2 separate regions of the Homo sapiens genome follow, and region 1 is linked to region 2. A link is an interaction called in ENCODE POLR2A ChIA-PET data of the cell type or tissue named here. Cell type or tissue: IMR-90. All regions are shown on one strand.

Region 1 (8,000 bases), 230 kb after region 2:
CAACTTGTTGTATTTCCCATGAAACTGTCTGAACTAAAGCTAAACTTTTATAAAAGAGTGAATATCCAAGTAAAGGGAAAATACTCTTGAAGAAGATTACAGTGTGAGAATTTGGTTTACCTGATGCCAAGATTTCCTATAAAGCTGTGTTAACTCAGTGTTGAAATGACACAGAGATGGACACACAGACCAATAGAAGAGAAGAGAGCCCATAGAGAGACCTACACATGTATGAAAACTTGATACATAACAATTGCCACACTAGATCTCGGAGAAAAAGATCGACTATCTAATAATCTTTTAGAACCAGATCAGCACACTTATTCCTAACTGATCAGATGTAAAAGTTTTTGGCTTTGTGGACCATATGGTCACAGCTATCAACTCTGTTCTTCCAGTGCAAGGTGGCATAGATATTATACAAAAGAATGGACGTGGATGTGTTTCCATACGCTGTATTTACAAATGTGAGCTGCAGTTTGCTTATTGCTGTTTTAGAGGGCAATACAAGAGAATGTCTGTAATCTCAGCATAGCGAAAGCAAGAAAACAGCTCACAGCTGAAAAATAAAACATTGATAAATTCAACATTAAAAAGAAGAATCTCTATTTATCAAAAGATTTCATCAAGAAAACTACAAAGCCCCAATCTAAGATATTTGCAACACAGAAATAAATTAAGAATTAGTATTTATAATATATAAAGAAGTCCTATGAAGTAAAAAGAAAATTCAAATAACAATCCAATAGAAAATTGAGCTAAGTATATGAACAGGTATTTCACAGAAGGGGACGCACAGTGGTCATTAATTACATAAAACAACAATAAACCTCATTATGGTAGTGCAATTTAAAAGTGCAATTAGTTATTATTACACATTTGCTCTACTCATATACAAAATCTTACCATATGTAGTGATGGCAAGTATGGGAATCAAGGGAACTCTTAAATGTTGCCAGAGAGAGTCTACACAAGGTATAATCATACTTTTAAAAACAAGTTGGCACTATTTTGTAAGGTTGAAAATGCATGGCCAGGCATGGTGGCTCATGCCTGTAATCCTAGCACTTTGGGAGGCTGAGGTGGGCGGATCATCTGAGGTCAGGAGTTCAAGACCAGCCTGACCAACATGGAGAAACCCCGTCTCTACTAAAAATACAAAATTAGCCAGGTGTGGTGGTGCATGCCTGTAATCCCAGCTATTCGGGAGGCTGAGGCAGGAGAATCGCTTGGGAACCCGGGAGGCAGAGGTTGTGGTGAGCTGAGATCGTGCCATTGCACTCCAGCCTGGGCAACAAGAGCAAAACTCTGGCTCAAAAAAAAAAAAAATTCATGAACCCCATAACTGAGCAATTCTATTCCTGCATGTGCTATATATTATAAAGAAATACTTGCTCTTGTATCTAAAGATAGGTACAGGAATATTTGTATCAGCATCATATTAGCAACAAACTGGTAATAACACAATGTTCTTAGAAAAATTAATGAATATATTATAGAATATTCATATGATGGAACATCTATTCAGCAGTGAAGATGAACTACAGCAATGTGAATCAACATGGGTGAATATTAAAAAGTATATTGAGTGAAAACAAAACACAATAATATAAGATATACATTTTATAAATTTCAAAAATAAGCAAAACTGAAAATATATTTAAAAGAAACGTAAAGATGTGATTAAAAATGAAAACTCGGGCTGGTAGGTCCTGCTGATGAAGAGTGAGGAAGGAGGAAAGGATGATGAATAGCATTGATATTTAGTTTTTTGCTTTATTTTTATGTTCATCACTTGCACATATTTTATACATTCTTTTTGCATATCAACTACTCCAAATGTAAAATTCTGAAACACGAATCTTTTATCTCCATTAAATTGACAAAAATTTGTCCACATGTGCTATTTTTTCCTTTATTTCTGTTTTTAAAGATAGAGTCTCTTGCTGTCACGTAGGCTGGAGTACAGTGGCATGGTCATAGCTCACTGCAGCCTTGACCTCCCAGGCTCGAGTGATCCTCCCATTTCAGCCTCCTGAGTAGCTAGGAATACAGGCACATGCCATCACATCCAGGTGACTAAAAAACTTTTTTTCGTAGAGACAAGGTTTGTCTATGTTGCCCAGGCTGGTCTTGAACTCCTGGGTTCAAGCAATCCTCTCACCTCAGCCTCCCAAAATGTTGTGATTACAGGCATAAGCCACAAGCCACTGTGCCTGGTGTTTTTCCAATATTCTAAGATAATTTTTCTTGAAAATCACTTTCTATCCCCTTTCCCCCACCTTTTTCATTATTGTGCTTATATTCATCCAAATTGTATTGTTTGATATTGTTACTTCAGTTTAATTGTTTTTAACTGTTTACTCCACTTGATGGTAAGGTCCCTGTGAAATGATTTCTCAGTTAATGCCATCCTATCCATTTTCTGCACTTCTTAGCTCTGCAGTATATGCTCAGAGGCCAGAGGCTATATCACCTTGGTCTCCTTGCTCTCATATTTCTCTCTGGGTTGGCCAATGGAAAGGTCTGGTTGGAGAATGGAATGAGAGAGGAGAGAGATATTGGGATGTATCTTCCCTCAGTGTTCTTGTCTTTGAACAGTATCTCTATTCCTCGTGACTTCCAGGCAGCTCTCACTCCACGTCTGAAAATCTCATTGGGTTCTGTACCATGTACCGCTTGCCACTTCAACAATGGGTGTGGTAGTAGCTTCTCACTGTTGCTGGTCTTGGGGTCTCTCAATTTCCCCTGTTTATTTCCTAAACATTTTCCACCATATATAAGTAGCTCTTTCATCGAAACCATTTAATTTATAGCATCTGGGGTAAATTTTTATTCCTGCCAGAATCTTGTTATCTTCTTTTTTCTGTTTTATTCACTGCTGTTTCCTCAACGTCTAGAATAATACCCGACAGAGTAGGAACTTAAAAAAAAGGGACGAATCAATGAACTCATGGTCACTAGCAATTACCACATGATTTTGCCCCAGCAGCAGCAGCTGATTAGGTCAAATTAAGGTTGGGAAATTGATGATGCTCTACCTCCCGGCTAGCAGGAGCCCAAGATGGTTTGGCATAAGAGCTTGGCCAAAGCTAAATGATAGTGACTAACACATCAAATTCTCTTCCTTGGAGAATTTCAATGCAAAATACATATATATATAAAATTGTTCCAGTTAATAGTGAAGGGTGAAGGCTGATGTTGAAACCGACGCAGAAGACAGATATCAAAGACTTTAAGATGACATTCGTCATGAAAGGCTATAAATATGTAGAGGCTGTCAGTACATTCAAGTTCAAAGTACAGACGTCACGACTAAGCAGAAACTAAACAATATCCAGCAGTAGAGACTCAGAGAGGAACTGAGTCATCATATTGGCAAGAGACTGTCTAACTAGAGAGTGACAAGTTAATGTTGTTAGTAAAATGACCTTGGACCCTAAATCATCTTTCCTCTCCTTTGACATCCAGACTATACCTGTTACAAGATTAGCAAAGATTCTCTTTGTTTTTTTTCCTTGTATGTATTTTGTAACAAACCCCTCATTATTTCATGTTCCAGCAAATATAAAAAGCTACTGGAAAACCAAAGCTTCTGTCTTCCTGTTTGGTGTTTCTTTTCTATCATATCACTGATACTGAGCTATCAATCAAATTGTAATCTTTTTTTTTTTTTTTTTTTTTTTGCTGCAAATTTATTGCGAAGAGTGAAAGAACAAAGCTTCCACAGTGTGGAAGGGGACCCGAGTGGGTTGCCCCAAATTGTAATCTTATTTATGATTTTTTCTTATTCTAGTTTAGTTTAGAGGAAGTTATAAAACCCATTATTTCATGGCTGGACCATACAATGATTGCTACCCAATTTTGTTCTTTTCTTTCACATTATGTGTGAGTTTTGGAAAACACTGACAGCAACCAGAAGGTAATCCACACGGTAAGCTCAAAATTTGCCAAAACTCCATTGTATGTATGTTTACAAGTGATCTAAATTGTAAGTGGGAAAATAGAAACATACAAATATCTGGGGATAACAGTAAGGAGGATGACAAAAAAGATTAGTAATTTCATTCTTCTTGATATCCCAAATTTTGAGCAGAATTGCTCTGAGAACAGAATCTCAGAAGGAATGTCAGTTTGGCAGGAGAACAAGACAGAATAAAATGATAACTCACGAAGCAGGGACAGAAAGGATAGCAGCAGCTTCAGGGCTGTGCTAAGGGTAGCTTGGCACAGGAATGCGTTCTTTGAGACAGATTCACAAATGGTTGATTAGTATGAGAGGAATGCAGGGGTATCATTTATCTGGATTGTCCCAAGGCCCTTGACAGAATGTTTTCCTGAAGACTCTTATACAAAAAGTGAATTCAAATTGCTTTGAAAATTGGCTGATGAGTCCAAAACAAAGAAAAAAAAAGATAAATTGCAAATGTAGCCAGCTCTAGCAAAGTGCCTGAAAATGACAAAGGAATTAATGTCGATTTTAAGTCTTTATCTTACATTTTCAAAAGTTACCTGAAAGTAGTTTATTAAAAAAAATGCAGTGACTCAGACTTACTGTATATTCAATACTGAGTTAGGTACCCTGAGTGCAGTGGCCATATATGCTGAGCCAAAACGAAGAATAATTTTATGTCGCTTCTGGATGCAAGAGGTAGGAACAAGCGTGAGTGACTCTTAGTAAGCATATAACTCATTGGTAGAAACAGAATGTCAACATCCCAGAATATTAGCTGTGAGCTTTCATCCTTTAACAGATAGCTATAGGCAAGAGGAGTCTGTTTACTAGAGGTCAGTTGGGAGAACTTCTACTGTTTTGTAATTATAATTACCTTATTAACAAATAATATAAAAATAATGTGGTCTGAAAGAGTAAATACAACATATTCTGAAAAGCCTCCAATATTTAGGCTACAGAGGACTTGACACTGTGGATCACATACTGATCTTAACTTTAGGGTATGACTATGACTTTCAGATGAAGAACAGCAGCCGTTATGTTTGTGAATCAAGATCCTTTGTATAGTACTCATTTAAGACTAGGTTGACTTTTTAAAATGGTGAACTGAAGATGGTTTCTGGTGCAAATGGAATAAGTGTAAAATTCAAATAGACTTGTGAAATTCACAATAATTTACACTTTGATGCTAATGGTGTTAATGAAAATAACTTTTGCATTATAGCACATTTAAAAGGTTTTCAGGAACATTATGTCATTTGAGCCTTGCACCCCTATGACCTCAGTACTGTACATACAGTCATTACCCTAGTTTCAAAGATGAGGAAAGTGAGGCCCCAAGAGATTAAGAGATTTTTCTAAGGCTTTACAATATTAATAGATAACTGTAACTCAAATCACATTATTTTACATTTTGTATTTCCCTATCGTAGCTTGTCATACAATAAAGTATCTTGAGGAGGAAAGCTCAGTAGGGAGCCAAGCAATTAGTTATTATTAGTTTTTTCCCTTTACCTCCATCACTGCATGTTTACTACACTAAAAATGCATTTATGTCTGTACAGGTTTGTCTTTTCTACTAGACTGAGCTGCAGGAAAACAAGAGATCAGCTCCTTTTTGAATGCCAGCCCTCCTTATCTAGTGTGGGTCTGCTGACATATTAATTTGGCTGAGCTGAATTCTAAGACATGAAGCTTTATCCATTTTAAGATAAGAATATATTCTAGAAGCATGCTATATTATTTCTAAACAAAATCTGTTATTTTATGATAATGGAAGGAAGAAGAGAACTTGGAGATTGAAAAGGGAGAATACATCTTTATAACAGAATGATTTATATTCATTTGGGTATATACCTAGTAATGGGATTGCTGGGTTGAATGATATTTCTGCCTCTAGGTCTTTGAGAAATTGCCACTGGCTTCCACAATGGTTGAACTAATTTACATTCCCACCAATAGTGTAAAAGTGTTCCTTTTTCCCCACAACCTCACCAGCCTCTGTAGTTTTTTGACTCAAAAAAATTTTTTTTTATTAGTTTATTAGTGTTTGGTTTTCTGTCCTTGTGATAGTTTGCTCAGAATGATGGTTTCCAGCTTCATCCATGTCCCTGCAAAGGACATGAACTCATCCTTTTTTACGGCTGCACAGTATTCCATGGTGTATATGTGCCACATTTTCTTAATCCAGTCTATCATTGATGGACATTTGGGTTGGTTCCAAGTCTTTGCTGTTGTGAATAGTGCTGCAGTAAACATATGTGTGCAAGTGTCTTTATAGTAGCATGATTTATAATCCTTTGGGTATATACCCAGTAATAGGATCGCTGGGTCAAATGGTATTTCTAGTTCTAGATCCTTGAGGAATCACCACACTGCGTTCCACAATGGTTGAACTAGTTTACACTCCCACCAACAGTGTAAAAGTGTTCTGATTTGTCCACATCCTCTCCAGCATCTGTTGTTTCCTGACTTTTTAATGATCACCATTCTAACTGGATGAGATGGTATCTCATTGTGGTTTTGATTTGCATTTCTCTGATGGCCAGTGATGATGAGCATTTTTTCATGTGTCTGTTGGCTGCATAAATGTCTTCCGAGAAGTGTCTGTTCATATCTTTTGCCCACTTTTTGATGGGGTTGTTTGTTTTTTTCTTGTAAATTTGTCTAAGTTCTTTGTAGATTCTGGATATAAGCCCTTTGTCAGATGAGTAGATTGCAAAAATTTTCTCCCATTCTGTAGGTTGCCTGTTCACTTGATGGTAGTTTCTTTTGCTGTGCAGAAGCTCTTTAGTTTAATTAGATCCCATTTGTCTATTTTGGCTTTTGTTGCCTTTTTAATAGCCATTCAGACTGGTGTGAGATGGTATCTCACTGTGATATTGATTTGCATTTCTCTAATGATCAGTGATGTTGAGCTTTTTTCCATATGATTTTTGGCCACATGTGTGTCTTCTTTTGAGAAGTGACTGTTCATGTCCTTTGCCTACTTTTTAATGTTTTTTTTTCTTGTAAATTTGTTTAAGTTCCTTATGGATACTGGATATTAGACCTTTGTCAGGTGGATAGATTGCAAAAATTTTCTCCCATTCTGTAGGTTGTCTATTTACTCTATTGTTTCTTTTGCTGCACAGAAGCTCTTTAGTTTAATTAGATCCCATTTGTCAATTTTTGCTTTTGTTCCAATTGCTTTTGACATCTTTGTCGTGAAATATTTGCCTGTGCCTATGTCCTAAATGGTATTGCCTAGGTTTTCTTCTAGGATTTTTCTAGTTTTGGGTTTTACATTTAAGTTTTTAACCCATCTGGAGTTTAGTTTTGTATATGGTGTAAGTAAGAGGTCCAGTTTCAATTTTCTGCATATGACTAGCCAGTTCTCCCAGCATCATTTATTAAATAGGGAATCATTTCCCTATTGCTTGTTTTTGTCAGGTTTGTTGAAGATCAGATGGTTGCAGGTGTGTCATCTTATTTCTGGGTTTTCTATTTTGCTCCATTAGTCTATATGTCTGTTCTTCTACCAGTACCATGCTGTTTTAGTTACTGTAGCCCTGTAGTATAGTTTGAAGTCAGGTAATGTGAGGCCTCCAGCTTTGTTCTTTTTGCTTACAAGTGCCTTGGCTATTTGAGCTCTTTTTTGGTTCCATATAAATTTTAAAATAGTTTTTTTCTAATTTTGTGAAGAATGTCAATGGTAGTTTAATGGGAATAACCTTAAATCTATAAATTGCTTTGGGCAGTATGGCCATTTTCAAAATATTGATTCTTCCTATGTATGAGCTTGGAATGTTTTTCCATTTGTGTCATCTCTGATTTTTTTGAGCAGTGGTAAGTAGTTCTCCTTAAAGTGGTCCTTCACTTCCCTTATAAGCTGCATTTTTAAGATATTTTATTCTTTTTGTGGCAATTGTGAAAGGGAGTTCGTTCATGATTTGGCTCTCAGCTTGCCTATTGGTGTGTAGGAATGCTAGTGATTTTTGTATATTTATTTTGTATTCTGAGATTTTGCTGAAGTTGCTTATCAGCTTAAGAAGCTTGGCCAGGA
Region 2 (8,000 bases):
CACTTTAAATATAAAGACACATATAGAATAAAAGTAAATAGATGAAGAAAGATATGCCATGCTTTCACTAATCAAAAGAAAGCAAAGTAGCTATATTAATTTCAGACACAGACTTCAGACCAAGGAAAGTCATTAAAGTGGGGCATTACAAAATGAAAAAAGAGTCAATTCTCCAAGAACCACAACAATCCTTAAGGTGTATGCACCTAAGAACAGAGTGTCAAAATATATGAGACAAAAACTCATAAAACTGCAAGGAGAAATATATGAATCCGCTATTACAGTTGTAAACTTTAACATCCCTCTATCAGAAATGGACAGATCCAGCAGGCAGAAAAAAAGTGCCAACAGAGCTGAACTCAACACCATTCTTTACCAACTAGATATAATGGACATCTACAGTCTACGTTATCCAATAACAGCAAAACACACATTCTTCTCAAACTCACATGGAACATTAACCAAGACAGAATATATTCTGGGCCATAAAATATACCTCAAAAAATTTGAAAGAATAGAAACTATACAATGTCTGCTCTTGGAACATAATGGAAGTAAACTAGAAATCGATAACAAAAAGAGAGCTGGAAAATCCCAAAATATGTAGAGATTAAACAAAACAATTCTATTAACACTTGGGTCAAAAAAGATATTAAGAGAGAATTTTTTAAATGTTTTGAACTAAATAAAAATGAAAACAACTTATCAAAATTTATGGGAAACACAGAAAATAGTACTTAAAGGGAATTTATAGCATTGAATTCATATATATTAAAGAAGAAACAGGTAAAATCAATCACTTCTGCTTTAAGAAACTACAAAAAGAAGAGGAAACTGAACCCAAAGTAAACAGAAGAAAATAAATAATAACAGTTAAGGAAGAAATCAGTGAAACTGAATACAGGAGATCAAAAGAGAAAAATCAACAAAACTAAAAGCTGCTTCCTTCAAAAAAAAAAAAAAAAAAAAACAAGCTTCTAGCCATGCTAAGGAAAAAGGAGAGGGGACACAAATTACTAACATCAGAAATGAAAGACAGACATCACTTTAATTTCCATGGACATTAAAAGAATAAAGGAATACTAAAAACAAATCTATGCCCACAATTTTGATGACACAGATGAAATGGACCGACCAACTCCTTAAAAAATACAATCTACCAAAACTCAGACAAGAAGAAACAATCTGAATAGGCTTCTATACATTAAAGAAACTGAATCAATTAATAGATTCCCAAAATAGAAAGTACCAGGACCAGATGGGTTGACTGGTGAATTATAACAAGTTTCTAGTCTCTTTCAGAAGATAAAGGCAGAGGAAATATATCCTAACTCATTTTATGAGCCCAGCATTACACTAATATGAATACCAAAGGCATTACGAGAAAAGAAAACTAAGATCAATCCTTCTCATGAAGATGGATGCAAAAATTCTCAATACAATTTTTACCAAACTGAATTCAACAGTGTATAAAAAGAATCACACAGCATGACCAAATGGGATTTATACCAGGTATGCAAGTCTAGTTCAACATTTGAAAACATTTAGAAAACATTTTTCTAAAAAAAGAAAAATCACATGATTATATCAACTGATGCAGAAAATCCAACACTCATTCCAGATAAACACTGTCGGTAAACTACGAATACAGGTGAAGTTGCTCAACTTGATAAAGAACATCTACATAAAAACTACAGCTAACACACTTAATAGCAAAACACTCAAAGCTTCTCCACTACAATCAGAAACAAGGCAAGGATATCCCTCTTATCACGCCTTTCAACACTGTAATGGGAGCACCAGCTAATGCAATGAGCAAAGGAAATAAAAGGTATGCACATAGATTAGGAAGAAAGAAAGAAAACTTTCTTTGTTCATTGATAACATGATCAACTATGCAGCTATCAGAAAGAATGAACAGAAAAACTCCTGCAACCAATATGTGATTATAGCAAGGTGGCCAGGATATGCAAGGTTAACATACAAAACTCATTCACACCCAGGCACAGTGGCTTATGCCAGTAAACCCCAGCACTTTGGGATGTGAGATCACTGCAGCCCAGGAGTTCAAGACAAGCCTGGCCAACATGCCAGGACCTTGTCTCTACAACAAATTTAAAAATTAGTTGGGTGTGATGGTGTGCACCTGTGGTCCCAGTTACTCAGGAGGCTGAGGTGGAAGGATTGCTCGAGCCCAGGAGATCGAGGCTGCAGTGAGCTGTGTTTGTACCACTGCACTCCAGCCTGGGAAACAGAGCAAGACTGTCTCTAAAAAAGAAAAAAAAACCAAAAAACATAGTCATTCATTTTCTTATATACCAGAAAAGAACCAGTGGAATTTGAAATAATTAATTTGAAATTATTTGAAATTTATATTAGCACCCCAAAAAATGAAATACTTAAATATAAATCTAACAAATATGTACAAGATCTACACGAAGAACAGCACAAAACTCTGCAGAGTGAGAATATTCTGTATGATATTATAATGATGAAAGACATGTAATTATATTTGTCTAAACACATAAAATGTGCAAAGAATGAGCCCTATCATAAACTATGGACTTTGGATGAAAATGATGTGTCAATGTAGATTCAATGTACCACTCTGCTGATAATGGAGGAGGCTACGAATGTTTTGGGACAGGCAGGGAGTATATATAATATCTCTGTACCTTCCACTTACTTTTGCTGTGAACCTAAAACTGCACTAAAAAATGAAGTCTATTTAGAAAATATATTAAAAATGAAGATAGCCACATCATCATGATAAGAGTAGGCAAAATTAATTTTTACTGCTTACTCAATGCTTATATTCTGCTAATCTCATTTAAGAAAAACTACAAAATGAACTATTTCTGCAGTAAAAATTTAACAAGATGCTAAGAATAGCCATGAAAAATGTGCACATCAACATTTAAAACTTTAAGTCAAGACAACTGTAACATTTTACAAATGTCCAACAGTATCTGAAAATTTAGGTCGGTCAACTGCTTTTTTGTTTTAATGTGAATAAAACAAGCACCAAAACAGAAAAGTAATTGCAACATTCAGACTAATACATAATTATAGTATTCACTGGGTTGGAATAAGCCTCTAGTTACCTCCTTCCACTATTATTTTTAGTAAGAAATTTTTTATTATTTGTGAACAAATTAGAGTGGTTGAAAACAATCATTCTTAATATTCACTGTTTTGGAGTTAGGACTGTTTTTGAAGAGGCAAAAATGAATTATATTTGTCATCACAGGCAATTCTTTAGAATGGCTTTTGATAGATAAATATACTTTTAAAGGAACCACTTGCTCAAACTACTATTTACTACGTAGTCATAAATAATAGTGGTCTGGGTTAAATGAACAAGAAAGAATGTAAATTCTCACATATAAGTAAAAACAGCTTTTTATCCCAGCATCCATTCCCAGATGCCTAATGGCTAAGTTCTTTTCTCAAGTATGTTAAGTGAATTTTAAAAGAAAAATACAACACATTATGAAAAATACAGTACAAAGACTGAACAGATGGAAAAATCTGTTTCAACACTTTTTTTTTTCCTTTTCAAAAGACAAAAAGAGACAAACGCACAAAGGAAAACCATTTAGCAGAAAGTACTGCAATAGCTGATGCGGCCAGATTTATAGTCACCTTTGACAGAGAGCTGCTGTGAAACAGCAGAGGTACTGCCATCACAAGAAAAGATTACGTACTTTAAAGAAAGAGCAGGATTAAGCACTCAACAAACAACTTCACAAGGAAAAGCTTCAAAGTTCCAGACTGCACTTATTTGAAAATAAAAAACAAGACCAAACACTATTATTAAAACACCTCCAATTGTTTAAAACTTGCTGTTTAACAATAGCTACCATGTGAGTTCTAGGACTCGTCATATATCTTACAAATAACAAGCTGTATAAAGCAAACCTTATTTTTCAAATGAAGATTAATATAAAACAAAAATTATCAGCTATTTTTTATTTAAAAACCTTTCTGGGTGAATGCTCACGTTAAAATCATAGCTCCAATAAATATAAAGAAATATGCTCAGCATGTTATCATTTCATTTATTTGTCATATATATATTTTTACATATACTTCCAAAAGAATACTAGTTGGAGAAATGGAATCAAGTAAAAATTAGCCTCATTTACTAAATAAAATTATATCTATATTTACTGCTACTGGATAATGCAAAGAGTGGTCAGTGGGCAACTATAAAATATTTTCAAAAAGTAGATAAAATTTCAGTTTCCAATGAAATTACCATATATGTTCTTTCCAACAAGAGGCATGTAATATATCTGATTCTAAAGAAAGTGGCCAAGAATCTGAATTTTATTCTGGGAGCCTTATGAATTTTTTTGTTTTGTTTTTTGTTTTTGACATGGAGTCTCACTCTATCGCTCAGGCTGGAGTGCAGTGGCGCAGTCTCAGCTCACGGCAACCTCCGCCTCCCAAGTTCAAGTGATTCTCCTGCCACAGCCTCCCAAGTAGCTGGGATTACAGGCACCTGCCACCACGCTCGGCAAATTTTTATATTTTTAGTAGAGACGGGGTTTCACCATGTTGGTCAGGCTGGTCTCAAACTCCTGACCTCAAGTGATCCGCCTGCCTCAGCCTCCCAAAGCGCTGGGATTACAGGCGTGAGCAACCGTGCCCAGCCATGAATTTTTAAAAAATACATTATTCATTTTTCAGGTAGTTTTTTCCCGGTTATTTTTGACAAACATCTGTAACATCAAAGAAGTCACAATATTTTAATAAAATGCTTACATTCACTTTTATCTTTAAAGGCATCTATCTAAATGTACCTACACATATGTATATGATATTAAGAAAGATATTAAGAAAAAGCTACAAAGGCAAGTATATTTTTAATTAAAATTAGGAAGTCAAGCTAAACACTTCAATAATTGAGCTAATCATTAAACTACCCTCAAAGGATGCCTAATTAAGCTACCTTTATTATTATACTAATCATAATTCCAGAGATAACACACCTCTCACAAGATTTAAAAAAAACCTATAAAAATAATTTACCTTGATATATAGAGTTACTATGTATTATTAAAAATTACTGATTAAAAAATTGGCTCGGCGCAGTGGCTCACGCCTATAATGCAAGTACTCTAGGAGGCTGAGGTGGGCGGATGGTTTGAGCTCACGAGTTCGAGACCAACCTAAGCAACATGACAAAACCCAGGCTCTACAAAAAAATACAAAAATTAGCCAGGCGTGGTGGCGTGCACCTGGAGTCCCAGCTACTTGGGGGACTGAGGTGGGAGGATCCCTTGAGCCTGGGAGGCAGAGGTTGTAGTGAGCCGAGATAGCACCACTATACTCCACCTGGGCGACAGAGCCAGACCTTGTCTCAAAACAAACAAACAAACAAAAAAAAATTACTGATTCTTTTTAAGACTCTTATTTGTGACAAAAGGTTAAATTTCAACTAGTAACAAGTGCTACTAATGAAGTTTAAATTTAAAAATGTATTTCTTACTGAACATTCTTCTCTGTATATCCTTTAAAAACAAGTCAGGCTGATAAACTAAGGCAGAGATTGGAAAACTTTGGCCTGTGGGCCAAATCCAGCCAACTGCTTGATTTTATAAATAAAGTTTTACTGACGCACACTTATTCATTAGATATTGTTTATGGTTGCATTTGTGCTAATATAGAAGCAGAGTTGAGTAGCCGTCACAGAGACCATAAAGCCTACCATAATTTGCTATCTGGTCTTTTACAGGAAATGTTCACTGACTCCTACAGACTCAGATCTTCTTTAAGTGTCTGCACACACACACATACTCATCCACCCTATGATCCTTACTGAAGGACATAAAGTTGATCATTTAGGAATCTGTGTGTTCCCTCATCTTGATTTTATAATTTATACACTCCTACTGTCTTAATTTCCGGACTCTTGATAAAGGAGAGGATACTGGCTGATTTTGCTGATTTGCATTACTTTGGACTGCACGGTATTTTTTCATACCCTGTAACATTCTTCGTAGTTTATTTTAAAAGAAAATGCCATTCCATATTACAGCTACAATTTCCAAAAGGTCTATTTTTAGACATTTAATGTCACATATTACTTATAAAGAAATGGCAATGCGGAAATCAAAATTTTAAAGGCTCAACTAAGAAAAAGATGGCTAAATAGGATGGAAGTTGGGATGGAATCAAACCAAAACATATATCACAAAGACATTGGGTTTTAAACATAAGAATTATTTAAACAGAGAAAAGTTTATTCTAGACTTAAGGACTCACTAAACACATGGCCATTGAGGAACACTCACTAGTAAGCAGTAAACTATGTCAACAATTCTTACCCCTACCTCCTTCACCTCAGCTTACCTTCCACTCATGGCCAAAAGAAAAAAGATAAGTTACATGGTAAACAGAGCTGGTGTCCAAAATTTATTTAAAAGTAAATATGAGGAAAATAAGAGATTAAACCAACCAACTAGAATTGCTAAATCTGAAAGTAGATGATGGCAATATACTTATTCAGAAATATTAAGAATGATAATACAGATATACAGAAGATCATGAAAAAGTCCTTATTTTTATTACTGCTAATAAACATCAGAAATGCGTTCAAATTAAAGTGCAAAATAATTGTATTGTATAGAAACCTGAATGTCTCTACAGGAAGTCTAAGTAACTAAATTAGAAAGCACCATAACTTCTCCTTAGAATAATGTGTGCTGCATATGACTAAGGGAAGAGAAATGTATCAAGTACCTTTTGGCAGTTTTTTATTATTATAGTTTTATGAACTCTTGGTTTATTTCATAAAAATCATGTCAGTAATCACTTTGTTTTGCTTCCCAAGAACTTCTGTAGAACTATATTATGTTTAAAATCTATCTTAATTCAAATTCAAATCTAAAAGGTATTAATAGTGAAATGCCCTTTTCTTTATATCAATCTGTTATACTCTTAAACAGATAAACATCTGTTTAGGTCAAACCAAAAAAACTATTTCCTTATCTGCCATCCCAAAATACCAAGTATACCTTCTGAAGATGCTAATATAGCAAATCAGGTCAGGAAACTTTCATTTAAACATCGAAAACAAATACACATTCTGATTATTACTAATTATTACTGCTACACTACTGATATCCTAATTATTAATTTTCTTCTTGTAGCTGGGAACAGTAGCTCATAATCTTTAATCCCAGCTTGAGCCCAGGGGACCAGCCTCAGCAACATAGTATGACCCCATCTTTGCAAGAAAGAAAAAAATAAAAGAAAAAGAAAAAATATATATATGCGCGCGCACACACACACACACACACACACACACACACACACACACACACATATATAAAATTATGTGAGCCAGGTGAGGTGGCTCACATCTGTGGTCCCAACTACTTGGCAAGCTGAGGCAGGAAGATCGTTTGAGCCCGGGAGGTCTAGGCTGCAGCGAGCTGTGATTGTGCCACTGTATTCCAGAAAGAAACCCTATCTCAAAAAAAAAAAAGAAAGAAAAAATTCTTCTTGTAAATAATTGCCTCTTCCAGTGCATAAAGGTAAAGCCAAATTGATCCAACAATTAAGCTTATCTTTAGTGATACTCAAACCTATAGTCCAGTTACTTACATGTACATGCCCAGCAATTATTACTCCAAGTTATTACACTATACAATTACCAAATTTAGTACTCAAATTACATACTAGCAATTCAAGAGAGACAGTCTCTATTAATAAATCTCTAAAGATTATTAAGATCATGTGATTAGGAACTCAATATTCTTGTTTAAGTTAATTTATTTTAATTTTACATCCTGACATTTAACAACCAAGGAAGAAGGTGAATTTTGTTAATGGTATTAAAAAAAAGTCCTGGTTTCCTATTTCATAATGAGACCTTATCTGTTATACACAGAAAATGCTACAAACCACCATCTTAGTATTCAATGTGAGCTACTGTTTCAAGGAAAGACATTTGTGTTAGTTCATTCACATGCTCTTTCCTGGTCCCT

The links. ChIA-PET counts read pairs that join two places held together with the same protein. Peaks named below come from ENCODE experiments on the same cell type or tissue, not always from the same donor. Only the 100,000 strongest peaks of a DNase experiment are listed, where the experiment ranks them.
Region 1: POLR2A ChIA-PET joins it to region 2 with 10 read pairs; 4 of 35 experiments call an interaction of 5 or more read pairs at or near these places.

What each region holds. Positions count from the first base shown.
Region 1 is chr6:146,986,677-146,994,676 of GRCh38, reverse strand. The region is part of intron 6 of STXBP5-AS1 (STXBP5 antisense RNA 1); the gene reads left to right. Among named protein-coding and RNA genes, the nearest start is that of LUADT1, 170 kb to the left of the region's middle. In IMR-90, no CTCF peak of the experiment used is centred here; DNase peaks (open chromatin) are centred at 3,336 and 4,226.
Region 2 is chr6:147,212,770-147,220,769 of GRCh38, reverse strand. All of the region lies in intron 2 of STXBP5 (syntaxin binding protein 5), which reads right to left. Among named protein-coding and RNA genes, the nearest start is that of STXBP5-AS1, 12 kb to the right of the region's middle. In IMR-90, no CTCF peak of the experiment used is centred here; no DNase peak of the experiment used is centred here; H3K27ac peaks cover 149 bases.